Linked DNA regions of Homo sapiens: region 2 is linked to region 1. A link is a loop called in an ENCODE intact Hi-C map of the cell type or tissue named here. Cell type or tissue: GM12878. All regions are shown on one strand. Links, peaks and the distances in the headings refer to the core of each region. The heading gives the core; the rest is flanking DNA.

The links. Peaks named below come from ENCODE experiments on the same cell type or tissue, not always from the same donor. Only the 100,000 strongest peaks of a DNase experiment are listed, where the experiment ranks them.
Region 2: a loop joins it to region 1, with 5 times the contacts of the local background. A loop is called at or near these places in 18 of 110 quality-filtered maps.

Annotation. Positions count from the first base shown.
Region 1 is chr9:31,123,332-31,131,555 of GRCh38, reverse strand. It overlaps LOC105376009 (a long non-coding RNA gene), which reads left to right and starts at 3,003. Exons shown (of 3, transcript XR_929539.2): 1 at 3,003-3,087; 2 at 5,973-6,118. In GM12878, for the core only: no CTCF peak of the experiment used is centred there; no DNase peak of the experiment used is centred there.
Region 2 is chr9:32,243,188-32,251,411 of GRCh38, reverse strand. No RefSeq gene overlaps it. Among named protein-coding and RNA genes, the nearest start is that of ACO1, 140 kb to the left of the region's middle. In GM12878, for the core only: no CTCF peak of the experiment used is centred there; no DNase peak of the experiment used is centred there.

The DNA of each region.
Region 1 (8,224 bases), core at 3,057-5,556:
GAATATACCTAACCAAGGAGGTGAAAGACCTCTACAAGGAAAGCTACAAAGCACTGGAAGAGAAATCATAGAAGACACAAACAAATGGAAACACATACCATGCTCATGGATGGGTAAAATCAATATTGTGAAAATATATTGTTGATTGAAGTGTGGATTGGTACAGTTATCAATGACAATCAGAAAATATCCTCTACATTTAGAAATTTCACTTGTTCTTTGACTAACAATTTCACTTCTAGAATTTTTAATGTTTGCATATATTTGAAATGCATATAAAGAAATATGAAGTTAACTGTAACACTCTGAAGAGATTTTTTAAAAAACCTTGTACACGCTGGGCACGGTGGCTCACACCTGTAATCCCAGCATTTTGGGAGGCCGAGACGCGTGGATCGCGAGGTCAGGAGATCGAGACCATCCTGGCTAACATGGTGAAACCCCATCTCTACTAAACAAAATACAAAAAATTAGCCGGGCGTGGTGGCGGGTGCCTGTAGTCCCAGCTACTAGGGAGGCTGAGGCAAGAGAATGGCATGAACCCAGGAGGCGGAGCTTGCAGTGAGCCGAGATCGCGCCACTACACTCCAGCCTGGGAGACAGAGCAGGACTCCGTCTGAAAAAACAAACAAACAAACAAACAAAAACCTTGTATACTACTTCATTTATATGTGGGTTTTTGGTTTAATAAAACAAAACACCAAAAACCCATATATAGGGTGAAGTAATATACAGTAAATAAGATATATTCACAACCTAATGTTAGTTGTTCTTTATAAAGAAAAATGTTAGCTCAAATGTGCTTATATATAGCCGTCTATATACTACACAGTATGTGAACAAAAACACCCAGCAAAATGTACAAACACGTATAGTATTTTTTCACGTTACACACACACACACACACACACACACACACACACACACACACAAATACACAGCCTGTCCAGAATCAAGACAACAGAAGTAAAACTGAGGCAAATCTAATTTTGATAATTTAGATAAAAGTAAAAATGATAAATGGGATGAATGTATAGAGATCAAGTTTCAGCAGAAGAGGTGTGTCAATATCAATCCTGGGATAAAATATTTTACTTAGATTACAATGAGAGATTCTTCACCTGGCTAGCTAGGGTGGTTTAATTGTTATTTTAATCAGTATAATACATGCACACTTAAAAAATCATGCCACTACTGCTACAAGCCTAAACTAAGTTCAGCAAGCTTTAAACCTTCCAGTCTGCCCTGCTGCCCAGAGGCAATCCCTAAAATAATTTTAGTGATTACTTTTACTAGTTTTCTCCATATTTTAATATGTATATAACTACATTTTTAACCAGTTTTAGACATTACATTTTATCTTGTAGTGCGTGAAAATTTTAACATTCTTAGATCTGTTGTTCTTGCATTTTCTTTTCTCTTTTCCTCCTCAAATTAATCAGACAGACACAAGTGACGTTTTCATACCTCTGGGTTAAAATCTCAGTGGGAAGATTAAGTGGGAAACAGCAGGGATTGAGAAAACTTCAGGGGAAGGAAGGACTATTGCTTTCTTTTCCATGAACAACTCTTAAAGGATCAAGGTAGTCTCTCAATATTTGTTGAATTCGTCACAGTAAAACTGACAGCTCAAGATGAATAGGCAGAAGGAGAACTTGAGCTAAATTTCTCAGAGCCTCCTTCAAGTCTCTGAGGTGCTCAAGGTATCAACAACAGTATTTGTTGCATATAGGGACTCAGAAGTTTTCAGATGTGAGGCTCTCAATGACGTTGCTGCAGTAGGAGCAAAGTGACCCTGATTACAAGGGTTATAAAGAAGAATACTGAGACAGCAGGTGGAATGGGAATCTAAGCTGGATCTCAGAGGAATCTGCAGCTCTGAAGAGAGCTGAGTAAGATCAATAGGGAAACCAACAGAGTATAAACATTTTTTTGCCCTGAAAGATCTGAGAAAAAATAAAACTTGAAGTGACCAAGGTAGCCTTAGCTTTCCCCTCAGCTTGAATAAACTTTGGACAGATTGTTTCCTGACTGTAGGCTCCAGATCTCCCTTCTTTAAAGCACTTCCTTTAGAAAACTCACACTTATAAATTCTTTTTATACCCTTTGAGGTATAAGTGTTCTTCTCTCAGTCACCGGCCAGTTTTACAACCCAGGAATGTTTTTCTCAATGACCTGGCAGCCCCACTTTGTAATATAATTCTCAAGAAAGATTGCACCCCTAACTCACAGTCTTTGAGAGGGTAGGAGCCTGACTTTGATAAAGTCCAAAGAGCAAATGTACATGGCCTAATCATATTGACCAACCTACCACATTGACCCTCCAGTACTTTCTTACTAGGTCACCTAGAACTTAAAAATTATCCTGCCTTGAGCTGAGTCAGGCAGCTCATGCCTGTAATCTCAGCAACTGGAGAGGTTGAGTCTGGGGAATTGTTTGAGGCCAGGAGTTCAAGTCCAGCCTGGGAAACATAGAGAGACCACATCTCTAAAAATATTTGTTTAAATAGGCAGGCATGTCAGCATGTACCTGTAGTCCCAGCTGTTCGGGAGACTGAGGCAGGAGGATCCCTGGAGCCCAGGAGTTTGAAGCTGCAGTGAGGCATAGTTGAGCCACTGCCCTCCAGCCTGGGTGACAGAGCAAGACCTAGACTCTAAAAACAAACAAACAAACACACACACACACACAAACAAAAAAACAAGAAAACAATTCTGCCTCTTGTTTCAATGTTTCTTCCCTATTGCAATGGTCTCAACCCCGTTTTGCAATTGTCTTGAATAATCTATTTTGTGGGTTTAACTCCCACCAGTGAGATTTTTCTTTGACAGAGGTCACAACTGCAAAAATTAGCACAGAACTCCCAAATGGTGAGTGTCAGCTGGTCACAGGATATAAGCATAGATACCAGAGGAACTGAATAGAGTTCACGGACCTGTACACATATAAGTGAGACTTCCTGAGCACCACTGGGTAACCCCTCTATTCCTTATACACAGGTATTCCATCTTGAAGAAAAGAAGCAAGAAAGGAAGAAAATATAAACAAATGACTATTTCCTCCCCCTCAAAGAAGTTGAATTTAAAAAGGTAATTTTATTTTATTGGAGTGAATTATTGGATTGGGTTTAACGTAGTTCACCCTTCCTATTTATGTGTTTCCATCCCCATGGCTGTGCAGTAGGATGAAGTTTTCTGATAAGACTATAAGACAAATCATAGAAATACAATATATCTACATTGTGTGTATACATGTGTGTATAAATTTACAAACCTATTGAGTAATTACAGCATTATATTGTTAACATTTAAAGTAAAATGCAACATTAAGCCTAAAATATAAAAATATTTAGTTTTTTAAAACAAATTTTATGATTGCATTCCATGGTTAATCTCTATGAATAAATTGCTTCAATTGCTAAAAATGATGGAAATGTTTATTGATTAAATAAAAAGGGGTGTTGCCTTTCTATGCCTCACAGAACACTTACAATAATGGTTTTCTCATAGCTGTCCTGAAAATTGTAATGAATATAAATAAAATTAATGGATCATGATATTACTATTTTTTTGTTATTGACAATTTTACTACATATTTTACAATTTTATTGTTAAATAATTTCTCACAAGCTTAAGTTAATGTCTAGAGGTTCAAATTAGAAACTGTTACGAAAATTTCTTTTTTTTATAGGGAAGACATTATATAAAATATTTGGTAATACCACAATTTTTTTTTTTACTTCAAAGATGCAGAAATTATTCAGCATTTTCTAGACTTAACTTCAAGAAGGTGGGGGGCATGGCAAATATTAGATCCCCAAAGATATATGTGTTTCTTATTGGTATACTTATATAAAATAAATCCACCTTATCAATGGAGGAAGTAAAATAATTCACAAATAATAGCATGTGTTTGCCATGGCACACAGTTCTCCATCAGAGTTATGTTGCTAACTTAAGTTCAAAGCATGAATGGTAAATGACTCTCTTGGGGATTGAGTACAAATAATATAATGACATTTTACTTTCCATTTGAAACCACAAATCACTTTCCTCTTCATATTGACATGTAATTTCTCAATGCCTATTGCTCTAGCTATGCTCTGGGAGTCACTTATTTAATCATTCACTTATTTATTAAACAATAAGGGAGCAGATCCTATGTGCCAGAAATCTGTTCAGAGGCTGGAGATGCAAAGAGAAAAAAAAATACAAGTTTCCTACTTTAAGTTGCAATGAGCAACGATAACCAATGAGAACGGGCTGTTTCCATATAATATGTACAATGATAGAAAGCTAAATATGGCATCATATGAGCTCTAAAACAAGTGTTTGCCTCAGACAGTGGTATCAAACAGATCATCTTATAGGAGGTAATGCTTGAGCTACATCTGAAAGGATGGTTAAGAGTGCTATGAGGGGAAAGCCAACTTACTTAGTATTATTTAATTAACTTTGGGTTGTTTTTTTATATAGGGTGAAATAAGCATACAATTTCATTCTTTTGCATGTGGTTATGCAGTTTTCTCAACACCATTGGTTGAAGAGATTGTCTTTTCACTATTGTGTGCTCTTGATTACTTTGTTGAAGAACAATCAACAGCAAATATGCAGATTTATTTCTATTCTCTCTATTAGGTTCCATTGGTCTATAATTATGTTTTTATGCCAGTACCATACTGTTTTGACAAATATAGCTTGGTAGCTTATCTTGAAATCAAACTGTGTGATACCTCTAACTTTGTTCTTTTTTCTCAAGATTGTTTTGGCTATTTGGAGTCTTTTGTATTTCCATATGAATTCTAGAATTTTTTTTATTTTTGTGAAAAATGCCATTGGAATTTTGATAGAGGTCGCATTGAATCTATAGATCATTTTGAGTAATAAGAACAAGTTAGCAATATTAAAGCTGCTTTGCCTATGGGATAACCATTTTTTGTTTCTTTGCTTCTATAATAATTTTGCTTTCAAAAATATTAATACTTAGCATTTAAGAAAATGAAGGTATACAGGCCCCTAAAAGCATACTATGTGCATAATGGAAATTAGTTTAAGTCCATTATTATTGTAACAAAAAGTACAGGGCACAAGAAGGGAAATACTGACCTAGAAAGTAAAGAGAGACTTATTTGTCAATTGTCACATGTCTTGTTCAGGAAGCTTCATTTTCTTCTACAAGAAGTGGTCATCCTCTAATATATCTTGTGTGTGTGTATATCTTTTATATATATAAAAAATTTTTTTTCTTTTGAGACAGAGTCTTACTCTGTCTCCCAGGCTGAAGTACAGTGGTGCAATCTTGGCTCACTGCAAACCCCACCTCCCGGGTTCAAGCAATTCTCCTGCCTCAGCCTCCCAAGTAGCTGGGACTACGGGAGCATGCCACCATGCCCGGCTAATTTTTTGTATTTTTAGTAGAGACGGAGTTTCATCGTGTTAGCCAGGATGGTCTCAATCTCCTGACCTCATGATCTGCCCGCCTCGGCCTCCCAAAGTGCTGGGATTGTAGGCATGAGCCTTTGTGCCTGGCCTATATAAAACTTTCATAGACATATTGGAAAATGGGCTTGGCTGCCAGAAACAGAAAAAGGGGTGGAGGGGAACAAATGTCCTGAGAAATGGTGTCAATGGCGAACAACTCACTAGTATCCAACCATCCTGTTACAAGCACCCAGCTGATAGCCCACCTATACTCAAGCATCCTGTCTGCAAGCATTCAGCCTAAGCAGCAAAATCTTATAAAATTTTCCTCCAAGCTCTGCCTCTTTCCAGAAAGCCTTCCCTCTGCTGTCCTGCCCATTGCTCTTTTGCAATGTATCTCTGGCTTTCCTCTAAATAAATCTATCTTTCTAAACTCATTTTTGATATGGTCAATTCTTTTACCACCCATGTGCCGGTCTCAGACAGTCACTGACCACAACATTTTGGTGGCCCTTATGGGGACCTCTTACCCTATGAAAAATCTCTCCCTACAGGAACACTCTCCCCACTCCCTTTCTACTTGGGATACTCCATGGACAGTGTCAAGGCACAGAGACAATGAAGGTTTCTGGTCAGGGCTACACGTGGTGAAGCTGAAAAGTGTTCGTGCAGAAGTGCCTTACCACCATCACCCATTCAGGTGAGGAACCTAAGTTCACTTTCCTTTTTCAGCATGCCAGCAGCCAGCCTCTAGTAGCTGTCTTATAATTGACAGTATCTGTCCCATACTACTCTCTGATGTTGCCTGAAGGCTATGAGGTAAACAGTGCTAGCCAACTGGCCCAGAAGGGAGGAAGACTCTCCTTTCGGTCCCCAGTCCCTAGGTGTGGTGCAGTTAGCAGTGGCAGCTCATCTAGGGCAAATCCACCCATGTTTTGGGTGACTTAAACACTCTCTCTCTCTTATTCTAATTCTGCTGTGAAGATATCCAGGCTTCCTGCTTTAGAAGTTCCCACATCAGGTGATTTCAAGTGGCCTCAGAGTCTTCCCATTCCTGTTCCCTCTTTTAAGCTGGTTCCAGTCTTGAGTTCTCCCTTCACCCTTGTTCCTCGTAAATGGACTGGCCATCCAGTGTAAGGCCCCGGCACTGTCAACCCCAGCACCAGGAGATCCTTCAAATAGGTGGGATGCCCCTTAGGAAAGTGCATCTCAGTGTCCCTAAGCAGAAATGAGTGGAACTTTTTTTCTTTTGGGATACCCCTAGAGAAAGTGTGGCTCGTGTCCCCAGCAGACATTAGCCCCAAGTGGTAGGACGTTTTCCAGTCCCACCACGGGAAAAACCCTGTCTATTCCTTCAAACTAATCTCTGGTTTGCATCCTAAAACATTGGGATAAATTTGGCCCCCAGACTCTCAAAAATAAATGCCTAATTGTCCTGTGTAATATGTTTTGGCCTCTGTATAAACTCCTGGATCAATTAACCTGGACTCTGAATGGGACTTTAGATTCTTAACACTCTTTTGCAACTCGATTTGCTGTGTCACAACTCTTCTAAATGGCCTGAAGTTGCTTATGTCCAGGCTTTCATGACTCTCTCTTGGGATCTTGATCTCTAGCAAACCTGGCAAATATTCTTGGCTAAATTCTCTAGCCCCACTGACTCTCCTGACATTCTAAAAGACCCTTCCTTTACCCTCTTCCACTCTCCCAGACTGGCTGACCTGGTTGAGGCTACCCCTTCTCAACCTTCTTCTTTCCCTGACAAATCACCTTTATGTTCAACTATACTTACTCCACCTGCTTTTTCTCCCTCACTTTCCCCCAACATCCCAACTTTGGATGTCATTTTTCAATGCCTCCTCCTTTTATTAGGGACCCTTCTCCCCTTCACATACTAGATCACATGGGGGTCACTTATGATCCCACTTCAGCCCAGTCAAGATTTTGCTGCTCGGAGAAATAGCAAATGGGGATTGAGGAACCATCAGAGTCCATGTTCCTTTCCCAGTGTCCAACCTCTCTCAGATAGAAGCTAAGCTTGGCTTCTTTCAGCAGGATGCTTCCCATTTCATAAAAGAATTCAAAATACTGTTTCCTTTGAACACACTTGGCAGAACATTTATATTATCTTTACCACCAGTTGTATTCATGAAGAAAAGGCCTCCATTTGGTCCCTGGCTCAAGAGTGGCCACAGGAGGTTCTTGCCCACAACCCTCAGGAGTCTGGCCTGGGAAGAACAGCAGTTCCTGATGTTGATCCTAGATAGGGCTACCAGAAGGGAAACACTGGCAGGGAACGTAGTAATTAAATGACTACTTATTTAATTGTAGGCATAAAAAAGGCTGCCATAGGACCAGTCAACTTTGCTAATCTAAAAGAGGTAACACAGGGGTCAAATGAAAACTCAGCTCTACTTCACTCTAGGCTGGCTGAAGCCGTGAGAAAATACCCTAATATGAACCCTCATAGCCCAGAAGGCCCCATTAATTTGACTGTTCATTTTATCAGTGAGGCTTCTTCAGATATTAGGTGCAAATCCCAGAGACTAGACCAAGGACCACAACTCCATTCCCCACTTTACTGGACATGGCTTTCAAGATCTTTAACACCAGAACTGTCAAAACCCTCCCCACCCATCTTCTGGCACTCAGGGACCACCGATTAGCTCCTGTCCACACTGCAAACAACCCAGGCATTGGAAATGGGATTGCCCCTCTCTCCCACACGCAGGAGAGTCATCCCGTAACTAGCAACCTCAATTATGGGCTAATTTGGGAGGATGGCAACAACAAATGCCCCTAACGG
Region 2 (8,224 bases), core at 2,921-5,420, 1.1 Mb before region 1:
AGAAGGGACTATTCTCCTTAGTAAAAGCAGATAAATTACATAAAAGGTGACCAAATTAAAAAAAAAAAAGAATCAAATGCTAACCCCCCACCCTGCAAAAGAAAACTACATAAAATAACAGAGACCAAATGCGCTTATAATCTATCCTGTATGCCCTAAAAAAATCCATCCTGCTTTTTTTCCTGGAAAAAAGTGGTTGTTGAACTGACTACATTTGCTTCACGAACTAGTCAACAAAGCTGTCTTCTGGAGCAGACAGCTTAGACAGATCTGAAAACCTCATGTCCACTTTGCTTTTTACCTTGGAAGGATTGTTTATCGACGGGGCATGAAGATGAACAGAGAGGCCTGGTCTGCTCTTCCAGGACTGGATGGTCCCTGCATAGCAGGAGGCAGAGTTGCATAAATCAGTCTTACTAAACCACCAGGCTATGCATAGGTGAGACAGAGTTGACTGAGTCAAATAAATTGTTTTGCTCAGTCCTCACAACTGTACTTTAAATTACAATGATGAGGCCGGGTGCAGTGGCTCACGCCTGTAATCCCAGCACTTTGGGAGGCCGAGGCGGGTGGATCACGAGGTCAGGAGATGGAGACCATCCTGGCTAACACGGTGAAACCCCGTCTCTACTAAAAAAAAAAAAAAAAAAAAAAATCCAAAAAATTAGCCAGGTGTGGTGGCGGCGCCTGTAGTCCCAGCTACTCGGGAGGCTGAGGCAGGAGAATGGTGTGCACCTGGGAGGCGGAGCTTGCAGTGAGCCGCGATCTCACCACTGCACTCCAGCCTGGGCGACAGAGCGAGACTCCCTCTCAAAAAAAAAAAAAAAAAAAAAAAAAAAATTACAAATGATGAAACTAAGAATCATGTGAGCCAGCAACTTGCCAAGGCTATGTGACTGTCATCATCAGAGAAAAGACTCAGACCCAGGTCTATTTCATGCCAAGACCCTAAAGGCTGTCTAGGTTGCCTCCAGTTTAATTATGCCAGACTTTTCTCCCAATTCCTTTCCTTTCCTCCATATTAAGTCCATTCTCCACATTTTCCATATCATTTTCTTATTCTTGTATCCAATTTCTCATCCTCCAGACCTTTACCAGATTCTCATCCTAAGTTACTTGTTTTATGAGTAGCCTGTTCATGACCTCTACCTATTCATTTCCCAGTTGGGGAGTCCTCTTTTCTTCATTAATTTCTATAGGTTTTTAAAAAATATCTTAAGTACATTGCTACCTTGTCATACATATTTCAAATATTTTTTAAAATAACTTCATTAGTCTTCTTCAGTTTGCTTACGGAAACTTTTTTCTATGTAGAATATTTTATGCTTTATAAATTTGAATCTGGTAGTTATTTCTGTGATGATTCCTAGCTTTGTTGTGTTGTTTGCACAAATGTTTTCATCTCAAAATTGCAAAAAATATTTTCCTTTGTTTTCTACTAGGATTTTTGTTTTTGTTTTTTTTTTTTTTTTTTTTGGTCTTTATTGTTTGCTTTGAAATCTTTCAGGCCAAATGTGGTGGCTCACGTCTCTAATCCCAGCACTTTGGGAGGCAGAGGCAGGAGGATTTTTTGGGCCCAAGTTTTCGAGACCAGCCTGGGTAACAAAGATGTAAAAGTTCATTCTTAAAGATATAAGAAGGATAAAATTTTCCTTATAATTATATTTTTATCTTTATTTTCCTTTGTAAGCATTTTAAAAATAGATAGGACAAAGGTAAATTTAATGCACTTCCAAACTGAATTATGAAAAATAAGAGTACCAAAGACTCAATATATAGTCTAATATAAAGACTATAATATAAATACAAATACAAAATTTACAAGTATGTCTATATGTATCTTCCAAGCTCAATACACTTAGAAATGCTTCACTCATTTCCATAAGGTATCTAGCTATGATAACTTTTAAACTCTACCTACCCATTTTTAGTTGCCTTTTTTTGAAGGATGATGGGTGGATACTGACATACTCGCTGACTTTCCTGCTCCACTCTTTCTTGTGACAATGGCCTAGATTTCCTAGTATTTGGAATGCAGTGTGTTGCTTTGAATCCTGCCCAAGCTCACTCTCCTAAACTAATCTCAGATGTTTCAGGCTCATTAACTCTACACTCTTAACAAGTTAAGTTCATTTGAGTTACATTTGTTAATTTACTGTGTTAGGGAATTACTCACAATGTGTGTGGCTATGCACTAGTGGTCTGAGGGAAAGATCATTGTTTATTATCTGAGAGTCATTTCACCAAGGGGAAAATTTTGACTTCATCAGTTTTACCCATAATACCAGAATATCAGCTTTCTATACTTCCTGCATCCAGAAACAAGTTTTGAATAAAATAAAATTATCAAAGTAGTAGAGAAAACCAGTTTATCCAGGAGATCTAGTATTAAGATATGGATATTACAGCATATAAATTATGACATGATTGTTTTGAACAAAAGCAGTCATCAAATCAACATCTCTTTTGATTCAAACAGAATTACTTTTCAAACTTTGCAGGCTACAAATTGTACTTGTGTTTTAAGAATCAGATACTTAACCAAAAAGCTGAAACATACATAAAATAAAAGAACGTTTCAAGACTGCTTTAAGAAATCATGTCTTTGTTGGAGTAAGTTTTGAAAGTGGCCTGGTTTTTGTTTTAAGACAAATACCTAAATTTTATTTTAAAATCTGGCCTCATACAGAATTTGAGTTCTGACCCAGTGGTTAATTTTGAGCATGACCTGAGATCATATAGAATGTTTTGAGCTATAGAATCTGGTATTTTTCTCTTAGCTTTCAAAGAAGAGTATTTTTCTCTGTGTTTGCCTCTCTCTCTCTCTTTCTCACACACACACACACACACACACACACACACCCCCTCAGAACTGTTTTAGATTCTCTGCAATACACACTCAAACTGGAGAAAATCAAACTTCCTTTAGTTTTCAGCAATGTCCAAGTGGAAAACAAAGAAATATAGTAGATAAAGGCGCTCAACTTAAACTTTGAACCTTGGGCGACTGTAGCCAAGTACTGAGCATTCTCTGTGAGCACTTAAAAAACTTTTGACACATCAAAGAGCCAGTATTTCTGTCTGCAAGCTTGGGAAATGGAACTATATGAATTCAGGGATTCACTGAATCAGGGAAAATTGTATATTGAGGAAGGGGGAAAATAGGATGATCTGGACCAGAACAGAATTATTTACAAAATCAATGAAAAATCCTCAACCCTAAATATTTTCCCATTTTTAAAGAAAGGAGTCAATAGAAGCTAACACCAAAATCACATTGTGTATTACATACAGTTCATGGTTTACATAATTGTACTTAAGTTAACTTTGGTAAATTGTCAAATTTAATCCATTTTATGGAACCACTTAACACCTTATACATTCTTTGTTACTATGAAATTCCTAGTAGAATAATTTCTTCATATATTGGAGATAAATGGCAGAACTTGCTAGAATCTTCCTGGTAATATTACTGAAGATTCTAGTAGGCAGAGCACGTCAGTAGCATCCCCAGACAATGGCTTCTACTTAAGACCTGTTGCTTGAGTTAATTAAGAAGAAGAATTTCATAGCACTGCAAGCACTGACAGAGACTTCAGATCTCATCTCTAGCGAAATCCTCCTATTTTAAGGAATTCGAAGTCAGGATAGGAAATGACTTGTCCAAGGCCACTAAGGGAACATTGCAGGGCTAGGACTGGAATACAGATCTCCAGACCCCACTCCTGGGCTCACCATCACCTGCTTCCTGATTTCACCAAATTTCCTTGTTCTGGCAAGGAAGAAAGCTCTCTTAGTCTGTTTCTGGGACAAAAATTTTTTTCTTGCCACTTGCAACACTTTAGAGAATAGAAACATAACAAAATCATTGTTTTGCATTAATACTTCCATTTCTAGCCATCTCGGCAATCAATCAGAACTTTTATCTTCTTGTCTGAAGAGACAAGGACATTTAATTCACAACAATTTCCTTTCCCTTTCTCTCAGTGACTCTATTGAATAAAACATGATGGATCACACTCTGCATTTGCATGCCAGCTAAAACAGGGCCAAGGCTCTGCTAGAACAGGGAGGATCCTGTCCTTGCCTAAGCGTGACAGAGGTGAAATGGAGGTTAGCACTGGGAAATGCTCAAATTACACACACGTGAGCATTTCTCACTTAAAGAAGGGCTCCAATAAACAGCCAGAATGAAAACTGGAAGCTATGATAAAAATTAATAAATAAATTCCAATAAACAAAGAGCATAGTCTTGCCTAATTAAGGCTAGTTTTTAATAACACTTGGATCTTAGCAGAACTGGGCATAATCAGGTCACGTACTCATGTTTCTATACTGATTCTTTGAGTTAATTCTCTCCTTCACATAACAATTAGAATAGAGATTTTTTTGAATCTGCATTTGGAGAGACTGTTCATCTTTCCTCCTCTTCAGAGAGCCCAGGGTGCTTGTCTTGCACGTGTTTTAGAGCAACTCAACATATCTTGCAATATTTTGCATATGGAGACATTGATCATACTGCTGATAAGGACCATGAAGGAATTGCCTAGTCTAGCCACCTGGTTTTAAGGAGACAGAAGATCACATTTCTACTTCTACATTCTCTTCCACAGAGAGTCTATGGTTTGCTTCGGATTAAGGATAAATAGCGAGGTGTTGACTTGAATGCAGGTCTTCTGCCTCTTAGTAACAATAATGTTTTCATCCATCCATCCATTCATTCAGGAGATCCTATTTTGTGCTGGAAATGTAAAGATAAACAAGATGCAGTATCTTCCTGCAAAATGTTTATGCACTGTGGGGGATTATAAACAAATAAGCAATAATAATAGTGTGATAGTAGCATGATAGAATGGACATGCGATTCTGTGGGAGCACATAGGAGAGGTTCATAATGCAATGTGAGGGTTAAGGAAAGCTTTCTAGAGAAAGTAGATTCAAGCTGCAACCTGAAGAATGGAGAGGAGTTAGTTTAATGAAGGAGCTGGGAAACCAGGCAGAGGGGTGAGAAAGCCTGGCTCATTAAAGTTAAAAAAAAAAAGTGCCATTTATGCACAGGATGGCTATACCATTGACAATGGGGAGAGAAGAAGCCAGAAAGAAATTGTTTAACATAAGTCATGTTAAAGATTTTTGGATTTGCTATATATTGCAATAGGAAACCACTGAATTATTGTCAGAACAAGAATAATAAAAATAAGTTAAGCAATAATTACCCATTAAAATAATTAAAAATAATTCAAAATAATTATTTTTAATGATAAAAATAAGTTACATAATAGTTACTAAGCTAGGTTGTGGAGGATGGATTATATAAAATCAAGAGAAGCTTGGGACAGACACAACTTCATCTGCAAATTTTTTAGCCACATTTGATCAGAAGGGAACATATTCAAGAAAGGAGCAAATGTTAGAAATTCTACTGACTTGGTAATCAAACTCTGTCATCTTTTCAAGTTTCAAAAATAGGATTCTCTATACTACATTTCCCAGAGGGGCAAGATCATGTCATTTGGCATGACCAACTTATCACATCTGGCCTTGTAGATATCTCATTTCTTGTATCAGGGAATCTACAACTCCTTCTAAGTCATATTCCCCCTACGTGCTGGCTGGTCATTACAGCTCTGGTAGCAATACTCACAGCTCTATCAATAAGCTGCATCATGCCAGGTTTCCCAGGAGAATACTATCTCTTGAGGTCTTAGTTTATAAGCTCTTGAATACTCAGAGATTCATCTAGTAGCACAGAACTTTTTCCTTCTTTGAAATTTACTACTGTTCCATTCTTGACTCATTGTCCCTGATTTTAATTGTCTGTTCACTGGGGGAGGAGGCACTATGCCATCCCATGGTCATGAGCCCTCCAATGACTTTTCAAAGAAGTTTAATCAGACTTTTTCAAAGGGGTATGACCCAGTTCCATGGGAGTCTGCCAATCCATCTTAGGACTATTACACTGACTACATCGACATATATGAGAAGTAAATAGTCCTCAGTCATCTCCATGAGTAACAAAGGGAAAATAGGAAACAGTCATCTTGTAAGACTCACTAGCTCCTGCCTCTGAGAGGGCCATCACCTTACTGCGCCTACATCAGGCCCATGTTACTGGAGACCAATAGAGCTCTCAGGAATAATCCTCACAAAAACCAAGGGGCTGTTTGTTTGGCACTGTTCCCTTTATGATCCCATTGTGAGTTTAAATTTAGAGGACAAAGCAGATCACTTCTACAGTCAAGAGGCTGTGGCTCATGACCAGGATGGAGGTGATCGGGAAGGTTTTTGGGGCAGCAGTGACCTCCCTCTCCCATGACTGGCTCTTCTTTTTTTTTTTTTAATTCCAGGCAATTTTTCATATTAAGCAGAAAGCATTAGTTCCTGTCTTCCTATACAGGTGTTTATGCTGAATCTGGGGTTTGTCTGGTCTGAAAACCTCTTATTCCTCTCTATGCCACTTGTCATGGAATCGCCTTGCAAAACATTGACCTGGCATTTTATTGGCCTAGATACCTGGAACTACCCCATAAACTACACTGCTTCTTTAGTTAATATTTCCTGAGTGGAATTCAACTTCTAAAGAAGCAAATGACTCAAAATCTCCATATGCAATTTGCATCTTGCTAACAGTGTCCCCATGCTGATGGTGCAGCGTTGGGGTGGGGGCATTTACCATTTGGGACCCAGAGATGGTGCAGGGCACCAGACTGACAAGGGCCTGTCAAGGTGAAAGTGATGGATAGATTTGCATAAGGGAGGTGGTTATTTTAATAAGGTTTATCTGAGTTAGACTAGAATAATCAGCTGCCTGTCTCCACGGGAGCACCATTTGACATAAATGAAGACAAGGACGATGATCAAATCTGAAAGAATGTTAATTGAAAAGGAGTAGCCAGCTCTGATCTGCAGATTGAGCTTCTTAGGAGGATTGGGGGAAGCCAGAGTGAGTCAAATGATCTTACATAGAGGGATTTTCCCTGGGAGACGCAAACACCATAACTTTATTGACCTCAAATCAGGAAAAGGCCGACATCAGAGCAGCTCAAAGGAGATGAGTTTCCAGGGCATGTATCTCTTAATTGCAGTGTTCATTAAAATGATGTGTTTTTTTTTTCTTTTAGAGCTAGGCAAGCTTTTAAACATCAAAGGATAAGGGAATGAAAGATTGGGCATTAAGTACTTGACTCTTTCATCTTCTAACGAAATACCTCAGACTTTCACTTGAAAGATAAAGAAGTTTTGTTGAGGATTCATTTCTCCATCAATTAATGTGGAAATCAAGAATTAATAAGCATCTGTCTTGGGAGAGCCAACATGTGTTTTGTCTTGATAACTATGAATTACATACCATGCCATCTAAGTCTCTTCAAATCTTATCTCTTTAGACAACTGCAGATCACCACCCTATCTACATTAGTGTTCTCACCATTCTCTGTGAATAATTGCTGGGATATATTTTTCTTCATGATATTTAGGATAAAGTAATATATAATTATTTGTCTGTTTTTCTAATCTGGTTGACTGTCACCTCCAAAAAAGCAGGAATTTTGCTTAATTTACTACTGTCTCTTTCTTAAGCACCTAAAATAGTGCTTGGCACTGTTAAAATGAATAATTGAATATTGTGGGAAAAAATGTTCACATTTCTTTCAAACAAGGTGTATTTACTTTCCTCTTTGTTTGGAAAGCCATTTTATTACAATTTTATTCTTTTATGATAAAACAATAATAACAAAGATATGAAAGTGCCATTAACAATAACCAACAAAAAAGCTAATTATGCTGGTTAAATAGGGAGAAGAAACACAAAAAAATTATTGAGGAAATTTGAAAAAAGGTGTCACAGAAGTGAGCAGCCTAAATATAAATATATTGCAAATACAAGTGGGGTAAACTATGTAAGAGCTACCGTAAATTTCACCATACGACTGGTTTATATAATTCTGTTAGGGTGATCAGCTTTCATGAATGGACTCTATTGTGACTAGCTATGATGCATTTGTTTAAATTGAAGTTTTTTGGAGATAATTATAGATTCACATATAATTATAAAGAAATAATAAAGAGAGATCATGTACGCTCTTTACTCAGCTTCCCCCAATGTTAACATTTTGCACAACTATAGTATAATATCCCAACCAGGTTACTGATAGTGGTACAATCTTATTCAGATTGCTCTAGTTTTACTTGTACTCTGCATCTGTGTGTATTTAGTAATATACAG